5 separate regions of the Mus musculus genome follow, and all the other regions are linked to region 1. A link is a loop called in an ENCODE intact Hi-C map of the cell type or tissue named here. Cell type or tissue: heart. All regions are shown on one strand. Region 1 has its middle 10 kb from the start of Gm35236. Region 2 holds the start of Shox2 (short stature homeobox 2). Region 3 has its middle 160 kb from the start of Gm35236. Region 4 overlaps Rsrc1 (arginine/serine-rich coiled-coil 1). Region 5 holds the start of Rsrc1 (arginine/serine-rich coiled-coil 1).

The links. Peaks named below come from ENCODE experiments on the same cell type or tissue, not always from the same donor. Only the 100,000 strongest peaks of a DNase experiment are listed, where the experiment ranks them.
Region 2: it touches region 1 in a loop (4-fold over the local background); 10 of 42 quality-filtered maps call a loop at or near these places.
Region 3: a loop joins it to region 1, with 4 times the contacts of the local background. A loop is called at or near these places in 3 of 42 quality-filtered maps.
Region 4: it touches region 1 in a loop (9-fold over the local background); 27 of 42 quality-filtered maps call a loop at or near these places.
Region 5: it touches region 1 in a loop (4-fold over the local background); 9 of 42 quality-filtered maps call a loop at or near these places.

What each region holds. Positions count from the first base shown.
Region 1 is chr3:66,408,076-66,413,075 of GRCm38, forward strand. No RefSeq gene overlaps it. Among named protein-coding and RNA genes, the nearest start is that of Gm35236, 10 kb to the left of the region's middle. In heart, a CTCF peak has its summit at 2,709 (motif pointing right); no DNase peak of the experiment used is centred here; H3K4me3 peaks cover 335 bases; H3K27ac peaks cover 222 bases.
Region 2 is chr3:66,976,963-66,981,962 of GRCm38, forward strand. It overlaps Shox2 (short stature homeobox 2), which reads right to left and starts at 4,809. Exons shown (of 5, transcript NM_001302357.1): 1 at 4,249-4,809; 2 at 1,224-1,432. The coding sequence starts at 4,594. It also overlaps a transcript of Rsrc1 not described here. In heart, no CTCF peak of the experiment used is centred here; DNase peaks (open chromatin) are centred at 2,049 and 4,299; H3K4me3 peaks cover 3,268 bases; H3K27ac peaks cover 1,140 bases; H3K27me3 peaks cover 4,569 bases.
Region 3 is chr3:66,560,116-66,565,115 of GRCm38, forward strand. It overlaps the pseudogene Gm17952. Among named protein-coding and RNA genes, the nearest start is that of Gm35236, 160 kb to the left of the region's middle. In heart, no CTCF peak of the experiment used is centred here; no DNase peak of the experiment used is centred here.
Region 4 is chr3:67,342,563-67,347,562 of GRCm38, forward strand. The region is part of intron 7 of Rsrc1 (arginine/serine-rich coiled-coil 1); the gene reads left to right. Among named protein-coding and RNA genes, the nearest start is that of Mlf1, 29 kb to the right of the region's middle. In heart, CTCF peaks have their summits at 668 (motif pointing left) and 2,237 (motif pointing left); no DNase peak of the experiment used is centred here.
Region 5 is chr3:66,983,808-66,988,807 of GRCm38, forward strand. It overlaps Rsrc1 (arginine/serine-rich coiled-coil 1), which reads left to right and starts at 1,855. Exons shown (of 10, transcript NM_025822.4): 1 at 1,855-1,999. In heart, no CTCF peak of the experiment used is centred here; a DNase peak (open chromatin) is centred at 2,084; H3K4me3 peaks cover 1,776 bases; H3K27ac peaks cover 754 bases; H3K27me3 peaks cover 276 bases.

The sequences.
Region 1 (5,000 bases):
TATTCTTTCCGTTTTACAAATATGAAGAAAACCCAAGGCACAGATGTATCATGTTGCTCTGCCCCACAGTGCCTTGTAGTAGGCACAGCCTGCTTTTGGGAGCAGGGAGCATGTTCTCATCTTCCTTACCCCACCCTGTCCAGCACTGTGCATAGCTCATGGTATCCACTTCCTATATTGCATGCCACTTCAGCGGGATGCAGGAATTCAGTAGCCCGTTATGTTTTCTTGCAGTTGGGTATTCTCACCTAGTAATTAGTATCACACCTACAGATTAAACCTGAAGTGAACAGACGACACCCTGGTGGCAGAATAAAGCCCCTGCAGACCCCTGAGGGACACAAGGAAGAATCTATTGCTCAGCTGATGGGATGGGACAGTCCTCCATATAGCCTGGCTATTTGCAGCTCAGGGCTCTCTGTTCTTCAACCCTATGCCTCACTGACCCCTATTCAGATGGCAGTGAGTAGAAAGGGATGTGGATGGCTTAGGGGGAATAAAAATATTATTGGAATCTGTAATTGGACATTTACTGGAGGCTTGGGCTGATAAAAGGACCATCAGAAAGAATCAGCAGTGATTAACTCTATAGCCATACCAGAGAGGAGCAAGGCCAATCTACCCCACCCTCAACTGTGTGTGTGTGTGTGTGTGTGTGTGTGTGTGTGTGTGTTATGGAAAGAAAAGGGGACTGTAGGTTCCTACCAAGGATGGTATGCCTCCTCTCTCATGGTAATAATCAGCAGTCTCTGGTCACAGAAACCTAGTTTCAAATGTGGCTCTGCCACTTAAAATCCAAATGACCTCTGTCCAGAAACTGTTTCTGGGCCCTGGTTTTCACATCTGTTAACAAGGTGTGACACGCCTATATTTCAGAGTTGGTTCCAGGAATAGACGAGGCTCTGTACATAGCCAGCGGGCCCAGGAGCTAATATGGGTCTTGTGGACGGGAGGAGTCGGAGCCATATGACTGGAGGAGCCTGCACAAGCCTGTTGTGGAGGTTGTCGTGCTTCACTCTGATGACCTCTCCTATGAAGGGTCTGAGCTTTCCACCCCCGAAAGTCTTTCTTGTGTTCAAGAAAACTATCTGAAAAGGATCTGCAAGCTGCCATGTACAGTCCTGTTTGAGGTTGTAAGGTGTACAATACTGCTTTGTTCCCAGCAACCTGTAATAAGAAATTATACGTTTTAAATTTAAATTATAAGAATTAAAGTTCTTAAATTGTGGAGAACATAGCTACCACTTGGGGCCTGAGGATGCAATTGGCCGTGACTGTATTCTCAGGTGTATCACGTGTTCCTTCTCATTCTTTTGTTCTTTTCCTCTAGAAGGCTTCTTTCATTCCTTTCCCTATACCCAGAATTCCCCTTCCGCATTGTATTAAAAATCCTTCTTACATTTGTTTTTTTAAAAATGTTTTTATTTTATGCACACTGGTCTTTTGCCTGCATATATGCGTCGGTGAGGGTGTGAAATGCCCTGGAGCTGGAGCTACAGACAGTTGTGAGCTGCCATGTGGTTTCTGGGAATTGAACCTGGGTCCTTTGGAAGAGCAGCCAGTGCTCCTAACCGGTGAGCCATTTCTCCAGCCTCCAGCAAACTCTTTTTGATTGTTTGCTCTGAGCCCACCTGCACTTTCACTCTGCACATGGGACAAACAGAGCTCAGAAGAGATTCAGTAACTTGACTGTTATGGCAGCTTACAAGGTATCCCATTGCAGGGAGCTAGAGGCAGATCCCAGGGAGAGGACCTATCCAGGTTTCAGTCAAAAGAGCCTGTGTCCAGGACATGTTGCCAGCATCCCTTCCCACATCCCCTCTTCCTGATGGTGAAAGTGTTCACATGTGCCCTGTGCTTAATTGCTGCATATTTTACTTCAAAAATAATTCTGGCCTTTTCTTGAATCAGTTTTTGCTTTAAGGCATTTTATATTATTATTTCAGTGACAAAGTATATCACTTGGCATTAATATGTTATAACTAAAGACAGTGCAGAGTAATACAATTGTGTAGACTTCTAATTATATTACGAGTGGGGCAAAGAAAGTAAGGCAGAAGTCTGTTCTTGACTGGGAAAGAGAACGGCAATTTCAGCGGTACCCAGTACACGGAAAGACTGAACCAAAGTGTGTTTTAGAGCAGCTGTCTACAGCATCACACACTACTGAGAATGTTCTTCTTTGGGATCACTAGTGTTGTTCAGAGTCTGAGATTCTGTAGTCCAAGGTGCTGCCACACTAGAGACCACTGTCTCCAGATGGACAGTGGATGCGTCTTTTCCTGTACAGTCAACCCCACCAGGGGTATTAAACCCAAAAGACTTCTGGACAGTTTGCTTTGCCATCAAACACCCAACTCTTCTCTATTTTCACAATAGAACACACCCAGAGGATTTAAGCATAAATTTAGCAAGTTTTCTGCAAGACTATTTTGTTCATCCCCGGAAGTATTGTCAATGCAATTAAATTTGAGATAATGAATCACGGAAGTTGATCTCAGAAGTGAAAAAAAACCTGTGATTTAAATTGCCAATATACAGATACTTTCGGTTCTTGCAAGCCACTGCCAACTGTGCATGCCGGAAGTTAAATTCTCAATAGCTTGTTATTATTGATGCAACCATTAGTCATTAAAAAAAAAAAAAAAAAAATCTTGAACTAAGTAATTTGCATCCAAAAGATGACATCAGCAACACCATGAGCTTGTTGTTCTGGGGAGCGGTCACTAGATGGCGAACTTGGAATTCAAAACTTAAAGAAAAAAAAAAAAGAAAAAAAAGGAAGAAAAGAAAAGAAAGAAAGCAATCTCAGCCTCCGAGGAACAAGACTGCTACCAAAGCATCTATTGTACTTACAAAGCTGCATGTGCACAAGCAAGAAGGTACCACTTGCCCGGAAGATGGTATTTTCTTTCCTCCCAGACTTTGATATGCCTCTCTCTCTCCTCAGGACAGGTCACTTCTCTGCACAGGCACTGTTCCTGTGTGAGTTCACCTTTTGAAACTTACTCTATTCCTAGCCCTGTGACTGAGTAAAAAAATGTGTTCCTTAAGATGTGGCTTCTTTCTTCCTCCGGCCTTGACACCACTCGCTCCGGAGAACTAAGGCAGTGCATCTTCTAGCCGCATTCCGGATGCTAATCCAAGGCGGTCTGCAAAAGCTCGTTGATTTGTAGAGCAGTCCTTCTCCTCCATGAATTATATGCCATCTTTATTCTCCCTTATGATGGTGGCAATAAATCGTTCTTTAAAAATTTTTTTTTTAAAGAAAGTCTGTATCAATGGAGTGGTTGTTCTTGTAGCAACTCTTTAAATATGGTCATAATGAATAAATACATGAGCCCGGTTCTCTTCTAGGAGTGAGGACAGGAAGTCGGAACGACACCTGTGTGTGGTCGATTCTAAAACAATAGAATACATTGAGACTTCTGTAGCAAATCAGGGAGTTTATTTGCAAGTTCTAATCCAGGGCTAACTGGTTCTCTATCACTAATAGTGTGTGTGTGTGTGTGTGTGTGTGTGTGTGTGTGTGTGTGTTGGTGTGTGTGTGTGTGTGGAATACAAGGGAAGGACTGAACTAGAATATGAAGTTATTTTGTTTCTACACCAGTTAAGTGTTTCTGTTGAGCATGAAACACAAAAGAGTCTCTTACACACATTGACTCTCTGGCTGCAGCCACAGAACCTAGGCACCTGGAGCTCTGTCCCCAAGTGGCTTCTCCTAATTTGCTAAATAACCTTGGGCAAGTCTCTTAACCTTTGCAAACCCCAGCTTCTCTTTCTACAAAGGGGGAATCCGAGAGCTGTCTCTTCCCAATTCTTGGGAACATCCTAAGGATTAATGAAGAGAGAAAGGCAGCCAGGGGTCCACTGTGGCTCTCAGAGAGGTGGCTCTAACCTTCGGATGAAAATCATAAACATAAACAGAACCAATACACACTGGCAATCCAGGCTGAAGTCAAGAGGTCTTGACATTCTGTGGGTTTCCATTTTTTCCCATTCCTCAAAGATGATGAGCATCGGCAAAACAAAACAAAATACCCAACAATGCCTTTATTTGCCAAAATTCTCACTGGATTTTTTAAAAATTTCTATTAGTTTGTATCTATAAGTGAAATGATTTTAAACCTTCCAAAGAACTGAAAGAAGAAAAAACAAAAACCAAAACATGCAAACTCTGGCTCTGCCTAAGACACTGGTTATTCTTGCCTAGACCTTCATCTAAGGGAAGCGTAAGCTCCTTGGACAATTAGCTTTCTATTTGGCTGACAGTAATTATAACCATTCAGGGCTTTGCCTGTCCCTCTTAGGATGAAATATATATTCATGCTGCAGAATTCCAGTATCAAGACTTTTTGGGCAGAACCCTGAATGCAAGGAAAAGATCGATTTTAACCTATTTTAAAACATTTGATCTAATTTGATATTTCTCATTTTCAACGGCTTCCAGCAAATAGATGAAAATAAATGTCTTGTCACATGTTGTGCTGTGGACTATGCCTTTGGTTTTCAAAGACTGTGGAAAACGGGAGGAGAATCCTCTATTAGTGCCGTGTGATGCCTCAGGATTTTCCAGCTGTCATTGTTCAAAGGTCTATTTTTTTTAGAGCCTTGTGGGATGACCAACTGGATTATTTGTTCTAACACGCTGTAAGTGATCTGGGTCTCGGAGTCCTTTGGCTGTAATGATAAAAAGAGGTGGGACACAGTGGGGAAGCATCGGGCCTTCTTCAGTATTTGTGGGGTGTGTATGAGACTCTGTGCCTGCTTCCTAGACAGACATCCAATCCTGATATCTGAAGAGAAGGAAGAAGAAGAAATTATCAGGATTATGCCGCTGCTGCCCCTTTCTCTCCTGAAGTCTAATTATTGTAGTGGCCTGCTGCCTTGATTAAGGCTTTCCTCCCTAAATAATTAATTTGCCTTTATACAAGTGTGTTTGCCTCTTACAAATCTTAACACATAGCACTGAGGACCCAGGCTCAGCAAACCTACTTTCC
Region 2 (5,000 bases), 570 kb after region 1:
TCTTGACTCTTTTTTCCCCCCTAGAAGAGTTGGAATGGAGATACTATTACTCACGGCTGCAATAATTATCACGGTTTTAAGGGGTTGCGGAGTCTCTAGAGAGCTCAGCACAGGCTGCAAAGCAGAACAGGCTTAAAAAGGGAAGGCTCTAGGATTGACGTCGTGATGACCAAGGCGGCCTATTATTATTTTTTCTCTGTCCACTTTACTGCTCTGTTTTTTCCCCCTGATCCTATTACAAGATGCGGGGAAGCCCCATAAGAATTGTGCATAGTTCCTTACAGATGGTGGTCTCTCCGCCCAGAGACCCAGGGAGTATCTGTTACAGCGATACTTTGTAACAGCTGCAGATGTTCTAGCCTAAAACTGCTCCATGTGTTCAAACAAATAATGACCATCATTTTCTCCCAATTTTATTATTTGAGCGGAAATACAATCTGAAACGTTTAAATTTGTTCCCTATAAAGCTGGAAGGATATGTATGTGTGTTTATAATTCCTCCTTTAGATTATCCTCAACCCCACCAATAATGAAAAAAGCTGCAGTTCTGACCCCAAGTGATATTCTGAAGGCCAGGCTTTGCAAACATCAATAATACGATGTGTATGTTGTTTTAAAATGGAGTTTTCATGGGTTCAGGTTCTTTGCGTTGGTTAAGTGGAGGAACAAAGGGTGGGCAAACATATTCTATGCCCTCTGTTTCTCGCTCAGTTAGAGACCGATCCGCTAGCAGTACACTGTAAATTTTTGCACTTAACAGATGCTAATTTTCTTTATAGTCTGTACATCCATAAACCTAATTGGTATATCCGTTTGGCAAACCTAGACCCTCAACGAAACCCAACTCCAGAGAGCAAAATACTCGTTGTAACTTTTAAGGCTTCAGAGATAAAACGTTTTCTATGGCATTTTTTTTAAGGCTTATAAAAGTAGGCCCATTAGGATTAAACCACATTAAAGACAGCGAGGGGCTAGGGGGGTGTGGTTAATAGAAACTCTGGGAGCAAGCCCAGCACAGCTTTCTTTTTCAGCGAACATATGTTGGCTTAGGAGTGAAAGGGGCTACGGGATCAAAACCCATTTTAGAAAATAAGATCTTTAGAAAAGATGTCCCCCCCCTTTTTTTTTCATCTCACACCAGACACCTGCAGCTTCCCCGCAAACATTAGGTATAGCACTCTGACTTTCAGGACCCAGCCTCCACCTCCTCGCAATGGGGGTACCTGTACTCGGGCCTCAGAGAGCCCCAGTCGCTGGCTCAATTCCTCGCGCATGAAAGCGTCTGGATAGTGGGTCTCATCGAAAAGCCTCTCCAGCTCGTTGAGTTGTTCCAGGGTAAAATTGGTCCGACTTCGCCTCTGCTTGATTTTGGTCTGGCCTTCGTCCTCCATCCCTTTCGCATCGTCTTTGCGATCCTTCAGTTCAGGGGACACTGAAGAGGGCACCACGGAAGGACCACACGTGCGTCGGAGCACGCACCACCACACACACACACACACACACACACACACACGAACAAAAAAAAAAAAAAAAAGCAAGACAGTCTCATTACCAGATTTTTCCAGAAGGCTAGAGACTCCTAAACCCTGGGAGCGCGGGATCCCTGTGAAGACCTGGAGAGAGGATGGGGTCTCTGAGACCCGCAAAGTCTCGTCTGTATAGCTGCCTGGGGACAAGGTGGGCACGCGGCTACCCAACTCAACTGGGGTCTTAGCTTACCCTCTCACTACCTGTTCCCTTCCCTTCTGTCAACACCAAATGCATTCCTGACCCTATGGCACTCACTGACCCACGCACTCACGGAAATCAAAAGCGCTGCGCGGGCCTCTCCCAGAGCCCGGTCTCGGTTAAAGGGCGCGGCAAGGCCACGCGATGGCCTCGCACGCCAGCTATCCCCAGAGGGCTGTTCCGCTGTCCCGCCAGCCTCTGCTGCCTCTGGCCCTTTGCCTCCCGCAAACTTGCTGGTCTAATTTAGGAACAACTGGGCCCGCTGAAAGGTTGCAGCAGGAAAACGAGATTCTGGTACAGCGCTGCGCCGAAAGCCACGTCCCCGGGTACCCAAGGGCTCGGACCAGACCCCTACGGATGGTTCCATCAGCAACTAGGCAGTCCCTGTGCTCCCTGCCAGACTCGGGTCGGATTGGCACAGGCAACCACGCCATGTTGGCGGCCTGGATGACTGGCCGCCCACGCTGGGCCAGAAGGGTAGAGGCGGCAAATCAGACAGACTCTGGTGGTCAGCAAAACCCACCGCTGCATCTGTCCTCTCCTTCTCCCTCCCCGGTGGAAACCAAGGATCGACCCTAAAGGCTTAAACCCACTGAGATCAACAGGTTCAAGCAGAACATTCCTCGGTTTCTATTGGCTGTTCAAAACCTTTTCATGCATCCAGCCGCTCGGATGTTTAATAAAATATGCATTTTCCCCCTCACATTCGTTGCTACTTTGCTGTCCTTCCATGTAAAAGATAGGAGCTCTGGCAGTGTGAGCAAATAGAGCCACACGAGGGGTGGTATATATGTATGTCAAAAGGCAATGATGAGGACAGTCAAAGTCAGGCCCATATCAATACAAGGTCCACCCAACCTTCATCCTCTGCATGATTTGGAGATGGATGTCCACTGTCAAAGCTAAGTTTAGATAGTAGAGGCTGTTTTTGATTCCTCCCAACCCAGGAACCGGATCAACACAGAGGGGAAAAAATTAAGTCGAAAGAGCCAAGCTACAAAGAAATTAACACTTGCCCAGAGCTTGGAAATCAACAACCCCAGCAACTGGCTCACCCAGGCTTGCCAGGGCTATGTAACCCGAGTCTCAGAGCTATGAACCTTGAAGGGTTACTCTGGGGGCCCCTTTATCATTTTACCCTATCACGTTCTAAATTTAGGGGAACACGGCCGGCCGGGATCTCGGTGAAGGCAAAGCGCCCCATCTTGCCCCAGCTTGGCATTCTATACAGTAACCTTATTTATTGCCTGTATTTCTGCTTCTCAGAGTTCATTTTGTGGACGTTTGTTCTTCCTCCGGGAAGGAAGTAGATAAGGTCACAGCAAACATTAGGGGTCAATTTAATAGAAAACATTACTAGGACAATCTCACTAACATCTTAGTAAAATTTAAACAGGAACATATATTCTTCAGATGGGAAGGTGGACTGGCTTTGTCTGTTGTCACCCCCAGAGTGGATTCCCCTCAAAGTTTAGGGGCTTCAAAGGAAAACAAATCCAAATTTCAAGTTGATTAATAGACTTAATATAATGTCTCTTTCGCCCCCAACTTTCCACTTAATGGCCTAAACAGGAACAGACCGTGTTATAAACAAGTTAATTGCTTGCTTAAATTTGTGATTCTACGCATGCCACATATTTTCTTAATTGGAAAAATATGGCAGCACACCAGTTACTGCAGTACCGAGTGCCAAATTAATTTTTAACTTTGAGTTGATGGACGCTTCACCGGTTAGATAAAGCCTTTTTCTAACACTGCTCTCTCCAAAAGTCTCTCTCTCTCTCTCTCTCTCTCTCTCTCTCTCTCTCTCTCTCTCTCTCTCTCCATCTCTTTCTCTCTCTCTCCTAAAGTACTGCACGATTCTAGCCAGTAAAGAAATTGTGTATGTAGTGTCCTCGTCGTCGTCCCCCACCCTCTACTCCTCAATTCCTCCACCGAGAGGGAATCACCTTGGCCTGGACCTTTGGCTGGCTCCTACCTTAACTGTTCAGTAAGAATGTGAAGTTTGGTCCCCAAGATCCGGAGATTTGGGGGCTTTGCAGAGTTACAGTGGTTTTGATGGCAAATCTAAAGAAGGGCAATGTCGTGTGGCTCTCCTCTTTCTCTCCCCTCCCCTTCTCTCCTTTAGGCTTAGGAAAGGGGTTCTGGCAAACTCGGGACTACGGGCTAGTTACAACCGGCCTCCTAGTGAGCCCCTGCCGCACCCCTTCTCGCCGCGGGCCACACAAACTTCGCCGTCCCGCAGCGCGGCCCCATCCTCCCGCTCGCGAAAAACATATTTCGGTGCAACCGGAGCGACAGAGAAGGGTGCGCGAAACCCCACGCCCTCCCCCACGCGAGGACCCCACCCACGACGGAGCAGTCTGGCCTCCTACCCCTCCACTATCCCGGTATCTCCCAAAGCTGGGGTCCAGGGCCCTCTGCGATGCCGCCCTCCTCCCGCTCGGGTCCCGGGTCCTCTCCCGCCCCGAGGATAAGGGAAGGCAGTAAGGGGAACCGCGGCCGGGGGCAGGCCGTTACCCTCCGTCAGCCGCGGGCTGCCGGGCTCCCTGCTCCGCTCCGCGGCTCCCATGTCCAGCTCCCGGACGGGAGAGCGCCCTCCTCCAGCTCCTCCGCCTGCTCCTCCTCCTCCAGCACCTCCTCCGCCTCCTCCGCCTCCGCCTCCGCCTCCTCCCGCGCCGCCGCCTCCGCCGGCCGCCCGGACTGCCGGGCTGCTGCGGTCGTCGCGGCCCGGCTCGACGCAACCGGGCTCTTTGGCCCCGCGCAGCGGCCCGCTCTCTAGCACCTCCCGGTACGTGATGGCCTCCTTCTTCTCCTTCACTTTCTGGTCAAAAGACTTGGAGACGAACGCCGTAAGTTCTTCCATCGCGGCCGCTGCCGCCGCCGGTCAACCTCGCGCTCAAGCTCTCCCTGCCGAGCCCCGCTCTTTTTTTCCTCCTTCTTTTTTTACTGCTCCAGCCCCCCCAATAATAACACATCAATGGGGCAGGGGGATGGGGGAGGAGAGGGAGGAGGAGGAAGAAGAAAAAGAGGAGAAGAAAGAAGAGGAGAAGTAGAAGGAGAAAAAGAAGTAAGAGGAGGAGGAGGACGAGGAGGAGGAGGAGGAAGGAGGGGGTAAAGGGGGAGAGGGGGGAGGAGGGAAGGGGCGGGGGCCGCCAGAGGGAAATGGGAACTGATGCTTCCCTGCCGGAGTGCGCGTGTTCAATGTTAAGATCTTTGACAATTCTTCCTGCGGAGAGTTCAGATCTGATAGCGACGCAGCTCTTGAAGTC
Region 3 (5,000 bases), 150 kb after region 1:
TTTGAGTCTCTGTAACATTTAGAGACTTGTGCACAGACTAGCTGAACTCTCTTTTGCAGGAAGAATTGGGGCAGAAGGTTTTCTATGTCAGATAGAATTTTCACAGATTGGAAAGAATTGCCTTCCATCACTCTTGGGAATCTTTAAAATTATGCTAAACTATACAGTAATTTTGTGGCCGAAATTCCAAGATCATTTTAAAAGAAAAGGCCCCACTGTATTACTTGTATATTGCTACTCATGAGTGATAAAAAAAAATAAAAGAAGGGGAGAGAAGGAAGGAAGAGGGAAAGAAAAGGAGAGAAAATATGAATCAAATGCAGCAAAAAGCAAAAGAAAACAAACAAACAAAACTAAAAAGCCAAAGAGACACGGTTCCAGATATAAACAAGAAAAGAAAAATGGGGGAAGTAAAGTTGAAAGAACACCATCGGCTTTTGAGAGTTGCATGGAGAAAGAGAATCACTTCATTTAGTAGTGTGACAAGAGGTGGGTCAATCACACTTGAGGGCAGGTCCCACACCCAGGGGTAGCTGGGCAATACAGATTGGACACCAGGAGTTCTATTTTTGTTTGTTTGTTGTTGCTTTGAAAGAAAGATGGATGGCTAGGAAGGTGTGGGTGGGTTCTAGGCACTGGGAGAGGTAGGATGGATATGATCAAAAGAAATTCTTTGAAAATTTCAAATAATTAATAAAAGTTTTAAAAATATAAGTAGAACAAAAGGTTTAGAGAGAAACAAAAATGGGGGCATAGAGAGGGACAGGGAATGAAGAGGTATTGAGCATCTGAAGTTAGCTCTTGTTATCTATAGGCAGCAGTAAGGGAAGAGAGAAACAGGAAGGAACATGGATGCAATGTATACATAAATCCAATAGGTACAATATATACAATACACGCATACAAACATCATACATATATTTGTCTCCTAAACCAACCAACATATTTTTCTTCAGTCCAATATTTCAGTATCTGGGACTTGTACCCATCTACCTGAACCAAAGAAAAACCCAGTACTGCCAGCTTTCTAGGCTGCACTGGGTTGGAAAGAGTGCTTCCTAGTGCCAGGGAACCATCAGGAAAAGGGGCGATGGAGAATTACTGTCTTTCCACCGCTGCCTCCTCTGTCTTACTCTCAGCTAGACCCAAGCACCATGCTTCAGAGAGTAAGTTCATTCCAGTGCCGTCAGAAGAGCCCCCACCATCCAAGGCTCTGAGAAACTTCCTAAAATAAGCAAATATTTTCTCAGAGATTTGCTTTATTTTCAAGATCTATTTTTTTCAGCTTTACTGTTTTTTTTTATTGGAAAAATAATACAATATATTTTGATTATATCTTTCCTCCCCTAATTCCTCCTAGACCCTCTTTCTCTCTCTGATCCCCTCTTTTCCTCTGCACTTAAACCAAACCGAACAAACAAATCCTATACGCACTCACAAAAGGAATCAAAAATAAATAAGCAAGAGACCAATAAGACAAAACAAACAAAACAAAACAAACAAAAAACTCAACCAAAGCAAAATGGGACAAAAATTCTACAAAAATACCACTGAGATTATTTTGTGTTGGCCAACTTACTGCTGGACATAGGGCATACCTTGAAGCGTGGTTAATATGCCCTGTAAGACTCCACTGGAGCAAACTGATTTTTTCTTGGCCAATGGTATCAATTGCAGATAGCTTCTGGGTTAGGGTTAGGAGCCAGTGTCTACTTCTGTGTCTTAGTACCAGGGATCCTGTCTGGCTTGAAACTGCCCAGGTCTTGTGCACGCTGTCAGTCTCTGTGAGTTTATATGTGCATCAGCCCTGGAAGACACTGTTATCTGGCTCTTACAATCTCTCAGCTTCTACATAGATCTCTGAGCCTTGAAGGGAGGGATTTTATGAAAACATGCTATTTAAGATTGAGTGCTCTGAAGTCTCTCACTTTCTGCACATTGTCTAGTTGTGGGTCTCTGTGTTAGTTCTCATCTATTGCAAGAAGAAGCTTTTCTGGTGAGCAAGGGCCTGATCTACCGGTATAGCAATATGTCATTAGAAGTCATTTTATTGCAATGCTCCTTTAGCAGAATAATAGTAATGGGTTTTCCCCTAGGCCCATGACCCATCTAGTCGCAGGTGCTTGGCGACTGGAGAAATGTCAGGCATGGGTTCCATCTCATGGTGTGGGCATTAAATCCAATCAGAAGTGGCTGGTTACTGCCATAACATTTGTGCTGTTATTGCACCAATATATCTTGTAGGCAGGTCACTTTTGTAGGTCACAGGCATTGTAGCTGGTGGGCACTGATGACTGCCTTTCTCCTCTGGTAGTGTGTGGAATACCTTCTAACACCATGAACAATATTTTTTTAGAAGGGGTGAAGCTTCTAGGTAGGCGCCAGCTCTATTTCTGAGAGTTCAATAAAGTGTGTAAGCATTGTTTTCAGTAATAGGCCCCTGTGAAGGTCTGCTCACTTATTTGTTTCTCTCTCTTTCTTTCTGAGACAGGGTTTCTCTTTGTAAAGCCTTAGGGGGGTTCTGGAACTCACTCTGAAGACCAGACTGGCCTCACACTCACAGAGATCCTTCTGCCTCTGCTTCCTGAGTGCTGGGATTGAAGGTGTATGCCATCACTGCCAGGCCTATTTGTTAGTCTTAAAGACTTTTTTTTTTAAAAACTGGATTCAGACTTAGAAGTAGAAGTACTCAGGAGGACAGGCTATGCTTCTTGGCAACCTGCTTCTGGTGCTTTTCTTTGGCTTCCTTCATTTTCTTGGCCAAAAGTTGAACATATTCTTTAGTTTTCTCCTTGTTTTGCTTAGTGGGTTGTTTCTTCAAAGTCAGCATTTGAGTTACAGGAGAGATGACATAACAGAATGGTAGATCTTGGGTTCTTCGGTCATGGGCTTCTTATCTTCTTTGTTTAAGGGATTCTGACAACATATTGGCGGATAGTAACTTCTTTTAGAGAGACTGAAAAGCTTTCAGATCCTGTTAGCTCTTGTGGGCCTCAACTGCTGAGATACAATAATATCTGTTAAGTATCCTTCTCTCCTGTGTTTGAAATAATTATGTTGAGAACACCCCATTTGGCTTCCACAATGCATCCTTAAATAGATTTGTGCTCTCTCTCTCTCTCTCTCTCTCTCTCTCTCTCTCTCTCTCTCTCTCTCTCTCCCTCTCCAGTTCCCCTTGGTCTATAACAAGAATGCCCTCAGTCAATGGCCAGTACACTCTGATGTGGATCAAGACACCCACCTTGCTTTGTGGGGAAAACCTTATTTGCCTTTCTCCCCACTGGCAAGAACACACACCCTTGCCCTTTTCATCTAAAGCGTCAGCAAATACTTTTGTGGTCAAGTGCTTCTGATAGAAACTACAAAACTTGCATGCATTGTTCTCTTCAATGAGTTTCTGACACCTGGTGGCTGGGAAGGAGATGTTCAGCTTCATCTGGACACAGACAACTACTAGGCAACACCAAAAGGAGCTCCTCAGAGATTCTTGGCACGAGCCCATTTTATATCAGCACCTTCCACACTTCTCTTAGATGATTTCCCAGAAACCACTTCTTCATTGCTTGTTATAGTCTAAGTGAGCTCTGTCTCTCTCTGTCTCTGTCTGTTTCTGTCTGTCTCTGTCTCTGTCACACATACACACACTCTCTCTTACTGTTGTTTTTGTTGTTGCTATTGATGGTGGTGGTGGTGGCTTATTGGTTTGGTTTGGGTTTGGTTTTTTGAGACAGAGTTTCTCTGTGTAGCCCTGGATGTCCTAGAACTCTCTGTATAGAACAGTCTGAACTCAAAAGTCTGCTCGCCACACGTGGGCAAAGTCTCTACTTATACTACTCACTATTCTTCTTTCACTCCAAGATAAGCCCTGAACACCTTTCTTTTGAGAGGGAGAGAAAGAAAGGAGAGGAGAGGAGAGGGGAGGGGAGGAGAGGAGAGGGGAGGGGAGGGGAGGGGAGGGGAGGGGAGGGGAGGGGAGGGGAGGGGAGGGGAGGGGAGGGGAGGGGAGGGGAGGGGAGGGGAGGAGAGGAGAGGAGAGGAGAGGAGAGGAAAGGAGGGGGAGGGGAGGGGATGGGAGGGGGAAGGGGAGAGAAGGCAGGGTGTATGTACAAAAATTTGGCTGCATTGTAGAGAATTTGTGTTCTTTTTTTTTTTCTTTCACTCTATTCCTATTTGTGAACTCTACTAACTGACTACAGAATAAGACTCTTGGGTCTGCAACATGCTTTCAGAAACCTCTGATTTTTCATCTTGGACATGGGGCCCAGCTTTGAAAACTTCTCAACACTATAACATAAGCATGAGGCATTGCTGAGCTTGGAGGGATTGAAATGGTCTATTTCTTTTATAGACAGCATGCTATCTTACACACATGGATGCCATAAATTGGTGCATGTGATAATTTGTAACTGTACTTCAGCCAAAAGCAATTAAATGTGATGTGTTACTAAAGCTAAAAAAGATAGCATTTATTTCTTAATTCACATACTCATGCAAATGGTCAAAGAAAACATAGCATTTGGGGTGTTTACTGGAGTGAATACAGCTATAGAAGGGAAAAATGTACATGGATGTAAACATGGTATAAAAGCCCAATGGAGGCCATTTTGTTATGTTATCTGCTTCTGACAAAGTGCCTTCATTTCAATGAACAACACTCCATCCTTTCTAACACGTCAAAACAAGACGGTTCTCAACACGGAGGTGCCACTGTCGCTGCTTATTTTTTTCCTTGCTTTGTGATTACAAGTGCTGATCACAGCTCAGATAGTTGTAAAATACAAACCTGCTATCATAGCTTGCATGTAATTAGTTCTAAATGTGTGGCCTATTTACAATAGCAAGAAGTACACTGTGTACCACAAACACTTAAAATGCTAGCTATTGCCATGCTTTTATGACAGTCATTAACTGAGCCCCAGCAGCAGATATTTAATGTGACAGTTGCATTAGCATACCACTCTGCTGATAAGGAAGCTTGCCTTGCCATTTGCAATGCGCTG
Region 4 (5,000 bases), 930 kb after region 1:
AAATGGCGCTAAGCATGCATCTATAGTAACATGCATTTACTAAGTATTTGTCATGATCTAATAACCTCACACGAAGCAGGAGTATCACTAGGATTTTCATGGCTACTTTTTCGTGTTACCCTTTTCTGCTGAAATGTCAGAATGTCCGGGTGTTCTTGCCTGTTTCCCCTGTCTCACATAGTTCCCTAGCTTCTTTCTGATCTCTCTCTCTCTCTCTCTCTCTCTCTCTCTCTCTCTCTCATGGGGTACCCACCTTATTTGTTTATGATTTGTCTCCTTACTATACACTCTCAGAGCAATGCCTCATGTGGTCAATGTGCTCAAGTATTTGAAAGGCAGAAAGAAGAAAGGGGGAGGGAAACTTTCACTCCTCCTAAGACATGTAGCCCATTATTATCTCACTACCAGAAAGGAGAACTCAGACCTGCACAGCTTGCACCATTTGCCCAAGGCTACGACAGCTTGTAAGTAGCACGGAAAGTTTGACCCAGGCAGTCTAAACCCACAGATTCTAAAACTATCGCTTAGGAGGCTGGAGAGATGGCTCAGTTGTTAAAAGCACTGGCTAGTCTTCCAGACGACCTGGCTTCAATTTCCAGCATTCACATAGAGGATCATCTGTAACTCCATTTCCAGAGAGCCAGTGCCCTCTTCTGGCCTCCTTGAGCACAAGCCATACATGCAGGCAAACACTAAAGTAAAATAAACACTAAAACAATGAATTTTTTTAAGTCACTTGCACATTTTATTTTTAATGTTTTAATGCCCCTTGAATTTTAGTTATTCAAAAAATATATATTAATTGCTCACTAAACAATACAGTACCCTCAACTAAGCTCTTAAGGTAACAGAGAGATATGTCATCTCTTAACTGAGGAGACAGAGCTGCCACTCACACAGAGGTCATGATCAGTGTGAGACAGCATATGCTAAGAGCCAGGTGAATTATGGAAGAGGTCTCTCTTCACACCAGTGGCAAGTGACAGCATCATTAAAACATATGTATAGGTATGGCCGTAAATGACAGTGAAAATTGAGAGATATGAAAACTTTCTAAGTAAGATATTCAGTGAAGATTCTGTTTTTATGAATCACAATGGCCCAATTTGCTTGTACTTTTTATGTTTAACTGAAATTCTTTGATAGTATGGCCACACTGAAATTATTTGTCTCATTTAACATGCCAGAGGAAGTATTTTAATATGGTGAGCTTGTGCTGGACCACCCCCCAGCCACGTCTTGTGAAAACCACTTGAAGAACCTCTGCTTCCCTTGGGACAGTGTTCACAGCATCAGCTTCTGGAAGCTTCTAGGCAAGGCCTTTCTACCTAAGGAGTCTTCTGATTTTTCAAGCTCTTTGTGGATATAATTTTGTGGAAATTTGTTTTTAAGAATGTGTTTTATGAACAGCTTATAAATGTTAAGATTGGATAGGTTTCTAATGTATTCTTTTTAAAAGAAATATTGAAGAGATATTGGTTTATGTAATGTATAAGTGCATAGCATGTATCCAGTGGTAAAAGTATAAAATCTGGTGTGAAGCTTACCATCTTCCTTCCTAAGTGGCTATTGTAACTGCATAGAATTCCACTACATTATCTAGCCTTTGGTTCTGGTTCATAGTCTGGCTCTGCTTAATTTTGCTGCGTGATTTCTTTTTTGCAACTTTTTATGATAAAGTTTATATAAAAGAAAAAAGATAAATTGTTTTTAAAAGCAAAGCAATAACTGTAAATTTTATGTTTATAAGAAATTATCTTAATAATTTAAACTTTCTAATTTTATTTACCTACAAGTTCTATTGAAAACAACTTTCCTACTCAAGTATGTTGTCTTGTTCTTCATCCTTGGAAAGCACTGGGAAATGCTTTGCAGTACAGATGCTGATTGTCTTATTTAAAACGGGATGCTCATGGTTGTTTTGTATTCCTGGCTAATATCCGAGTCAATTTAATCTGGAAATTGGGTAATACTTTGTATTATTAATGGATTTGTAGCAGTAGTGTTAGTGTATAAATATATTTTCCTGGAACAATATCATAAATAACTCAGTAACCTAGACCAACTGACCCAAATTTTTTGTTAACATAAAACGCATTTTAACTTTAGATAAGTTCATAAAATATTAATAACTGGAAAGAACCAGTTGACAATGAGCTCTTTGCATGTGTTAAAGATCTCTTTGAAGCACCAGTTGTCCTCATCCCAATATGACATCTTGGGCAATAGTGCCATCTGCTGTTGCCATCCTGTTACTGCTAGCACAGGAGGCGTTAATGTTTGTAATCAAAAAACTGGTGGTGGGGACATCCTCCTGGTGACAGGGGGTGGGGAGGAGGTATGAGATGTGGAACAGTTTGAGAGTGGACTGGGAGTGTAAATAAATAAATAATAAATAAAGTATTTTTAAAAGGAAAAGAAAACTAAAATTCTCTATTTTCAAATGAAGTTTAAGAATTGCATTGGACTTCATTTTATGTATTTCACAGTGTAAATCTGTATATCATCATTGATATACAAATTGGTGATATTTTAAAAGAAACTTTGTAAATGCTATTAGAAATTGAAATTGTCAGGAACTTCAAATAGAGCATATATATATATATATATATATACATATTCATATATATATATATAATCAAGAGTAATAACATTTCTTTTTCATAAAAAGAAATCAAAATTACCTTCTGCAAAAATAATTAATACTGATATTTTTGTCTCAAATGGGTTTTTGGTTCCTTTTTAGGAGAGTGTGTGTATATATGTGTGTGTGTTGTATTTACCAATAATATACTTGTAGAAATCACTAAGTGCTAATGAATGTGTTTCCTTCCTGGCTTTTAAACATTCTTTAATGTTATTCTTCTAGTAACTTTTGTCTTTCACGCTGACCATCAAATTCAGGAAACACCTACTTCTCTCCCCTAAGCCATTTGAACTCACCCTCTCACTCTTCCTTTGGCTTTGAGTCAGGGGTTCACTATATCACTCAAGCTGGCCTTGCACTCTCACCACACCCAATCCAGCCTTGGTCTCACAATTCTCCTGCCTCATCTCTCCAAGTAGCTAGGATTACAAGCCTGTACCATGAAGCCAGGCTTCTAATGACTTTTCCTTTCCTTTCTTCCTTTGTGGCTCATAAGATGATTCTGTGCACTCATGTAAGCATGCAAAAACATAACGGAGTTAACACAATTGGTCACTCTTAACTGGATACAGAGTTTCTTTAGGTGACATGTAACAAAGAACCTGAACTCAGAAGAGCATGGTATGTGTTGTTGGTACATTACAGTCGTTCCTAAAGCTGCAGGTGATGCTCAAGACTTGGATTTGTGGATGTCAATACTAGAATTTTGAATATGCAATCTAAAATATTTTATGGTTATTGTTTTCAGATACTATAGAGCAGAGTTATTATTATAAAGCAGAAATTTTGCATCTCCCATGCATCTTCCTGTTTTTAATTTAAGTGTCATTGTTGCTGAGTTTGGGTTGAGCATTATAAGATGAAACTCATGTGGCTTGTTTCCACAGCGTAAATCAGGCAAGCTGCCTTCTCCTCCGTGCCCTGTCACCTTGTTAGTCCCGAGGTGATTTTTTTCTTAAAGGACAAAGATAATGTTCTGTTTTCTCTAATCTTTCTTCTCTCCTTTATAATTTCTACAGTGCTATTTTAATAAGCATACTGGCCCTTTGGCCGGGCCTGTGATACCATGCTTATTTATATTAGGCACTGGTTGTATTCCCAAATTTAAAGCTACAAACACTACAAGCTTTAGAGATCAGTACTGTTTCTCAGTTCACCTCTGACATTTAATACTAATGATGTGCTTTGCAAATCCAAATGAGAGAATATGTTAGACAGTTAGAGAAAGGAAATCCAAGAGAGCTAGTAGCTGATACGTGGGAGGCAGCATCCTGAAGTCAGAAATAAGGCTTCTTGTTGAGAATTCGTGACAGTAAATAATCCTGGTAAAACTAACTGGGATTTTTTTTTTTTTAAAAAAATACTGTTTTCAAGGAGACATTAAAGTTGGTACCTTTCTTTTGTTATTTTTCTCTGCTGTCGCATTCTTCCTATGCATAGAACCTTAAAAATTACATGTTACTAAGAGATCCATTAATATTAATACATTAGCCAGACAAAGAATCTCTCATTTTATATGCTTAGTACATCACATAATTAAAATCCAGAGAACCTTTTATACTAAAGCAAAGGGAGCTATTTGCTGCTTTGCAGCACTTTGGCAGTGCGTGAATTTATACAGGAAAACGTGTTCTTCAAAAAAATGGGGACATAGGCTGCAGCTGCTCTTGCTTCTAAGCCTTCACACAGCTTCTCAGTGAGCCAAGACTGGGCTCCAATGGGAGAGCTAATCTTCCCCTTGAGTAAACAGATGCTTGCATGGGACTAGACCAATCACTTATGATTGGCCAAAAGTTGAGGCAAGGTATTTAAGGCAATATCAATTTTTATTACCCTTTGCTTTTGTGTTCTTTATGTCTGTCTCAGTGGCAGCCCCTACACATTCAGGCCAGGGCTGCTGGAGTGCAAGAGCCACTCTCTGCAGATCCTTTGCCTAAGGCCAGCCATCAAACTAGGTATCTCAGCTAAGCAAGCTAGCCACAGCCATTACCCATAAAGTCTAAATCCAAAAAAATCAAGCTGCCTTAGTTAAGTCTACATTGGCTCCTGATTGGTATTGGTACGGATTGGTATCAGTGTGGGCGAGAGTTTCAACACACATTTTTTTTTTTTTTGTCCAGCTAATGTGGAAAAGTAAGCCCAAAAATAAGAATTGACACCTGAGTCCTCCTTCTTATTAAAATGTGATCTATGAAAGAGAACTACTTCAGTAACTCAGTCATCATTTGAGCATTCATAAAAGCATCATAAAACTATGAAGCAGATAACTGTATAGCTGTACAATAGTAAAGAACGCTCTAAGGGTAGAGAGTTGCTGTGAAAGCATCCCCAGTAAAGAGGGATGTAGTATACT
Region 5 (5,000 bases), 580 kb after region 1:
AGGCATACCTTTACATGGTTAACAGCGATTGCATTAAACATTTAGGTATTATTGAAGTACATGAACTCTTGCTTTTATTATTTCACAAGACTCAAAACCTTACTGCTTCCTAACTTCTATGAATTTAGGAGCAATGTCACATTGAGCATCGGTCTGCTATCTGTAACACTGTAATTCCGGAGAATAATCACAGAATTTTACTCTTTTGTGAAACTGTTTAAAAAAGATCATTTAGTAATGGGATCCACTAAGTTGACATGGTGTTTCAGTAGCTTTCAACCTCTATGACGAAATACATATTCGTAAACACCTCCCAAATAGCCCCTGCTAGAAGCCTGGTAAGAGATCAGGAGACCCCCAGACGCTTCTTCATCCTTTTAACCACAGGACTTAAATACAAACGCTTATGCCATCTTCTGTACTAGAAGGATGACCACTTTAAAGGTAACCAGAGAAAGATCAGGCATGACTATCCTGTAATTTGAACCAATAGATTTCTCTATTATTTCATCTTCTTGACTCATTCTAACTATAGGGGTGGTAGATGAAGCAATGATAAATCTCCAGTGTCTGACTCCCATTTGTGTAAAGGAAGTTTAATTTAAAATTTTTATTAGCATATAATTGTATGGTTTTCTTTATGAACTTTTCACATATGGAAACATACACCTCTTCTGTTAGCCTCTTATATCCCCCCCCCCATTCCCTTCCTCGCCATCCCCAATAGTCCCTCTTTTAGGAAGTTTCAGTTTTAAGAAATTAAAAGTTTGGAAATTGTATTAATAAAAGCTATGAAGTATGATGTTTCACCAAACAGCAAATATTTTCCTGAGAAAAGACATTTCAAAGCCTTTATTTTATTTTATTTTATTTTATTTTACTTTGTCAAAGTTTTGAAAGGAACATTGACTTTAAAACTCAGGAGACAGCCTATGGACAGATACAAAAATAATCAGGACCCCCCCCCCCCAAGAGTTCCCCCAGTTTTTGAATTATTTAAAACAAACATGTAGTGTTGTGGTTTTGTTTTAAAAGAGTCCCTCAAAACTGGCTAGTTAAGGTCCAGTTACTTTCCAGGAATAAACCTATACTGGAAGTGAGTTCCATCTCAAATCTCTGTGGAAATCTGAACCTTAGTATCTAGCTAACAGTAGGCCTGAATCCAAGTTAATATTTTATATATCTCCTCATTTTTGTTTCCTTATACTAAATCATGAAAGAAAAGTCATACAAGGAAAATATTGTATATTACAGAAAATGCCACGTTTCTTTAATTTCGGTAATAGAAGCTTCTTTCTTTCTTTCTTTCTTTCTTTCTTTCTTTCTTATAAATCTACCCATTTACTTTCTCTTCTAGAGGAACCTTCTCCTATCGGGCAGATTTCTTCCTCCTATCTAACAGTTTCTTTAATAGGAGAAACTAATTGCTTCCAATCCGTGAATGCCTTCACCTTCATGGCAGGAAAAAAAAAAAAAACCCACCGATTTTAATGTATTTTTTTGCAAATAAATCATTACAGTTTAATCACACACGACTCTATGCAGACACACTCCCATGATTTATTATTGTTGGGCGAATTTCCACCTCGCTCAACAGGAACTAACCAATTTTGCTCTACGCGGATGTCTTAAACATAACTTCTTACGATGTAGATGTTTGCTGATTATCTGTGACGATAACGGCGAATACTAAGGCAGTAACATCCCATAGTACCACCTTTATTGCTTTTGGAGAATAAGAAAATCCAATTATGCAAACACGCAAAACAAACATTAAACAAAAAATTGGCGGCATGACAATCCACTCGCTCGGCATTCCTAATGGTCCAGCAGCCTGCATCGACGCACTCGACAGCTCGGCTGAAGCTGCCTGGTGCTGGAACCAGGAAGGCGCTGAGCTTAAATTGAAGCAAGTTCTGAGGACGCCGGTGGCGCCGTGGTTAGAAGAGGGGGTTCCAGGTCCCCACGTCGGGAGGTGCGAACCCGAAGGTCGAGCCAGGTGATGCCGGCGTCCAGAGCTTGGGGGCGGCGCCCGCGAAGGAGGCGTAGCGAGGCCCAGCTCTGCGGGAGGCGGCGTGGGGCCTGGCGCAGTCTGTGGCCAGGAGCTCGCCGAGGGTTGGGCCTGGGCCCGCGGCGTGCGGTTTGTAGCCGTGCGCATGCGCCCCGCACCTTGCAGGGTCCCAGCCTGCTGGCTCTGGGCGAGGGGGTCGCCGGAGTGGTCGCGGGTGGCGAGCGGCCGCAGGCCCCAGGCTTGGCCTACAGTGTGGAGTTGATGTGGAGAGGTAGCCCCCAGTCCGCGGGTCCCGCGGGTCCTCGATCGCCGTTCCTCGGATTCCCAGTTGTCCTTCCTTTTTAGCCAGGTTCACTCTCACCTCCTCCAGGTAGTCGGAGCGAGGGGGAGGCTGTGGCTAAGTGTGCACGGAATCCCCACCCCTTCTCCTGTCTATCGGATGCTTGTTGGCTGGAGAGAGAATACATGGTTAGACAGACCCTTCCTGTCTTGACATATACACACATCACTTTAAACAGTCTGTGAATTTACCTTCTAGACTTTTGGTCATGTGACCAGATAGTTAACTCCTGAACTCATTCACCTTTCTCAGGAGTTACAATGGATGTTGTCTGCCCTCGATTTTAGGTTATTATTAATGTAATTTCTGAGTTGTATTTAAAATGTTTATTGAGGGGGGGGGGAAAGCTCTAGATTTGCCAGCAGCCCAGTTTTGTCCCTACTAAGTACTAGGTTGTTAAATAAATTCACACATCATGTGCTGGCATATGAAGGTATTCGAGTTGTCATCTTTGAACTTAGATGTAAAAGCTCCCAGTGAAGTAGCTACGTAGAGTTTTCAGGTTTTAAGGAGTGGAGCAGATGTGACAGGTACAACCATGTGGGGAAAGCAGCTCTCCTTTGAGAGCTTCTCCAGTCTTAGAGTTTATGAATATTCACTTTCTTTGCAGACAAAGGAGATTTCTTGCTAAGTGGTAGCACTTTATGACTGTATGTTCAATAAGAAGGCTAAAAATGTCTGAAGCTGAAAAAGACAAAGGCAGCTGGCACTTGTCTGTTAATTGGCCTCGATGACCCAGTCTCTACATATTCAGCGTGGAGAGTTGTGATGTGAATTGGTTGTCATAGGGTTGTTGTAGTGCATTTACAGATAACTTTCTTCTGGTTTCACTCCCAGAATATGGGAAGGAAGTCCTGTGATTTGTTAGTTTAAAAAGAGACACTAAATAATCTACAGAACGTTGTTGCAACAGTAGTTTTTTTTCTAATTGAAAATAATGTTATTTGTATACGATACATTCTGTTTTTTGTTCTTTGTTTTTCCAGACAGGGTTTCTCTGTATAGCCCTGGCTGTCCTGGACTCACTCTGTAGACCAGGCTGGCCTCGAACTCAGAAATCCTCCTGCCTCTGCCTCCCGAGTGCTGGGATCAAAGGCGTGTGCCACCACGCCCGGCTGTATACAATATATTCTGATGATGGTTTTCCCTCATCTCCCAAACTAACAAATAAAGAAAAAGGAAACTAAGAAAGCATGAGAAATGTGTACACACACACAAACCATAATATACAAGCAAAAGATCGGTATGGTTTACAAAAATGACCAAACAAAGCAATATGAGAAAAAAAAAAAAAAGTTTCCAAAAAGATCTCTGTGTTTGTTTTATGTTGGCCATCTACTGCAGGAGATGGAGCCTGCCCTTAAGTGTGGTTTGTGTACCCTTGGGAACTAATTGTTCCTTTTCCAGCAATTGTTGATTGGAGATGACTTCTTGTTGGGGATGGGAGCGCTTCTGGAGCACTCCAACCTCGATGCTGGTATCCTTTCTGGTTTGGACCTGTGTGGGCCCTGTACATGTGTCATAGCGTCTGAGTTCATCATATGTCAGTCTTAACAGTGGTGTTTTGACAGAATTCTTTTTCTTTTGAATTTTGCCTTGTTATATCTGAATTTTTGCCTCTGTTCTTACAATTCCTTTGGATGGTTCTCTGTTTCTGGATTCCATAGTATGTTAAATAGTGTTCACCCTAGTTTTACTTTTTGTTTTGTTTTGTTTTGTTTTTTCCAGTGTCTCTGGCAGCCCAAGGGTGATCTTGAACTTGCTGTGTAGCCTGATGAGATTGTAGGCATGTGCCACCACACTCGGCCATTTTACTTTTCTACCTTTTATTGAGGAGGGGGCATGTACCCAGGATCAAAGATTCTGTTTTCATTATTTAATGAAACACTATGCTGAAGTACTTATAAACTGCCATGTCCTCTGTGAACCTTTGTTCTCTTAAACTAATTGCCCTTCTGAAACATAATAACTGCTTGTTTTATCCTTATTAAGGATATGCCTTGGCAATTGGAAAATGCTGGTTCACTGAGTTAGATGTGTCTGTCAAATGTTGGCATCTTTTATTGTATATCAAGCATTCACTTTTATTAATATTGCCTCTGATCCTAGAAAAAAGGAAATCTGAGTACTAGGCAGATACAAACTGTCCAAAATTCAGATCTTTCCGTGAAGAGCTGCATTTTATAATTGGTGACAAATACCGTTAATTTTCCTTGCTGTAAAAGGCTATATTTACTTAGTCTGGGAAAAAGGCTGCCAAATGATCATCTGTTGGCAGTCTTACAGTAAGAAGCATGTTTTACAATAAGAGCAGCTGCTTGCAACTCAGTCACACAGGTTTTTAGGACAACCAGCACTCTTCACTGTATAATAGATATTGTATTTATTGAAATTTAATGAATCTCATAATTTTCATTTCATTGCCAAGGACATTTTGAGTGTGTGTGTGTGTGTGTGTATGTGTGTGCACGCGTGCGCGTAGTCTGTCTGCTGGTGCTGTTGGTAGACTGGGGATTGAACCTTGGCTTTATAGGAGCTGGGCAAGTTTCCTACCACTTAGCAAGATTCTTGGCCCTATCAAGAATGTCACTGAGACTCCAGGGGGATGTAAAGTGGGTGGGGACCAGGAAAGAATGTAATGACCCTAGT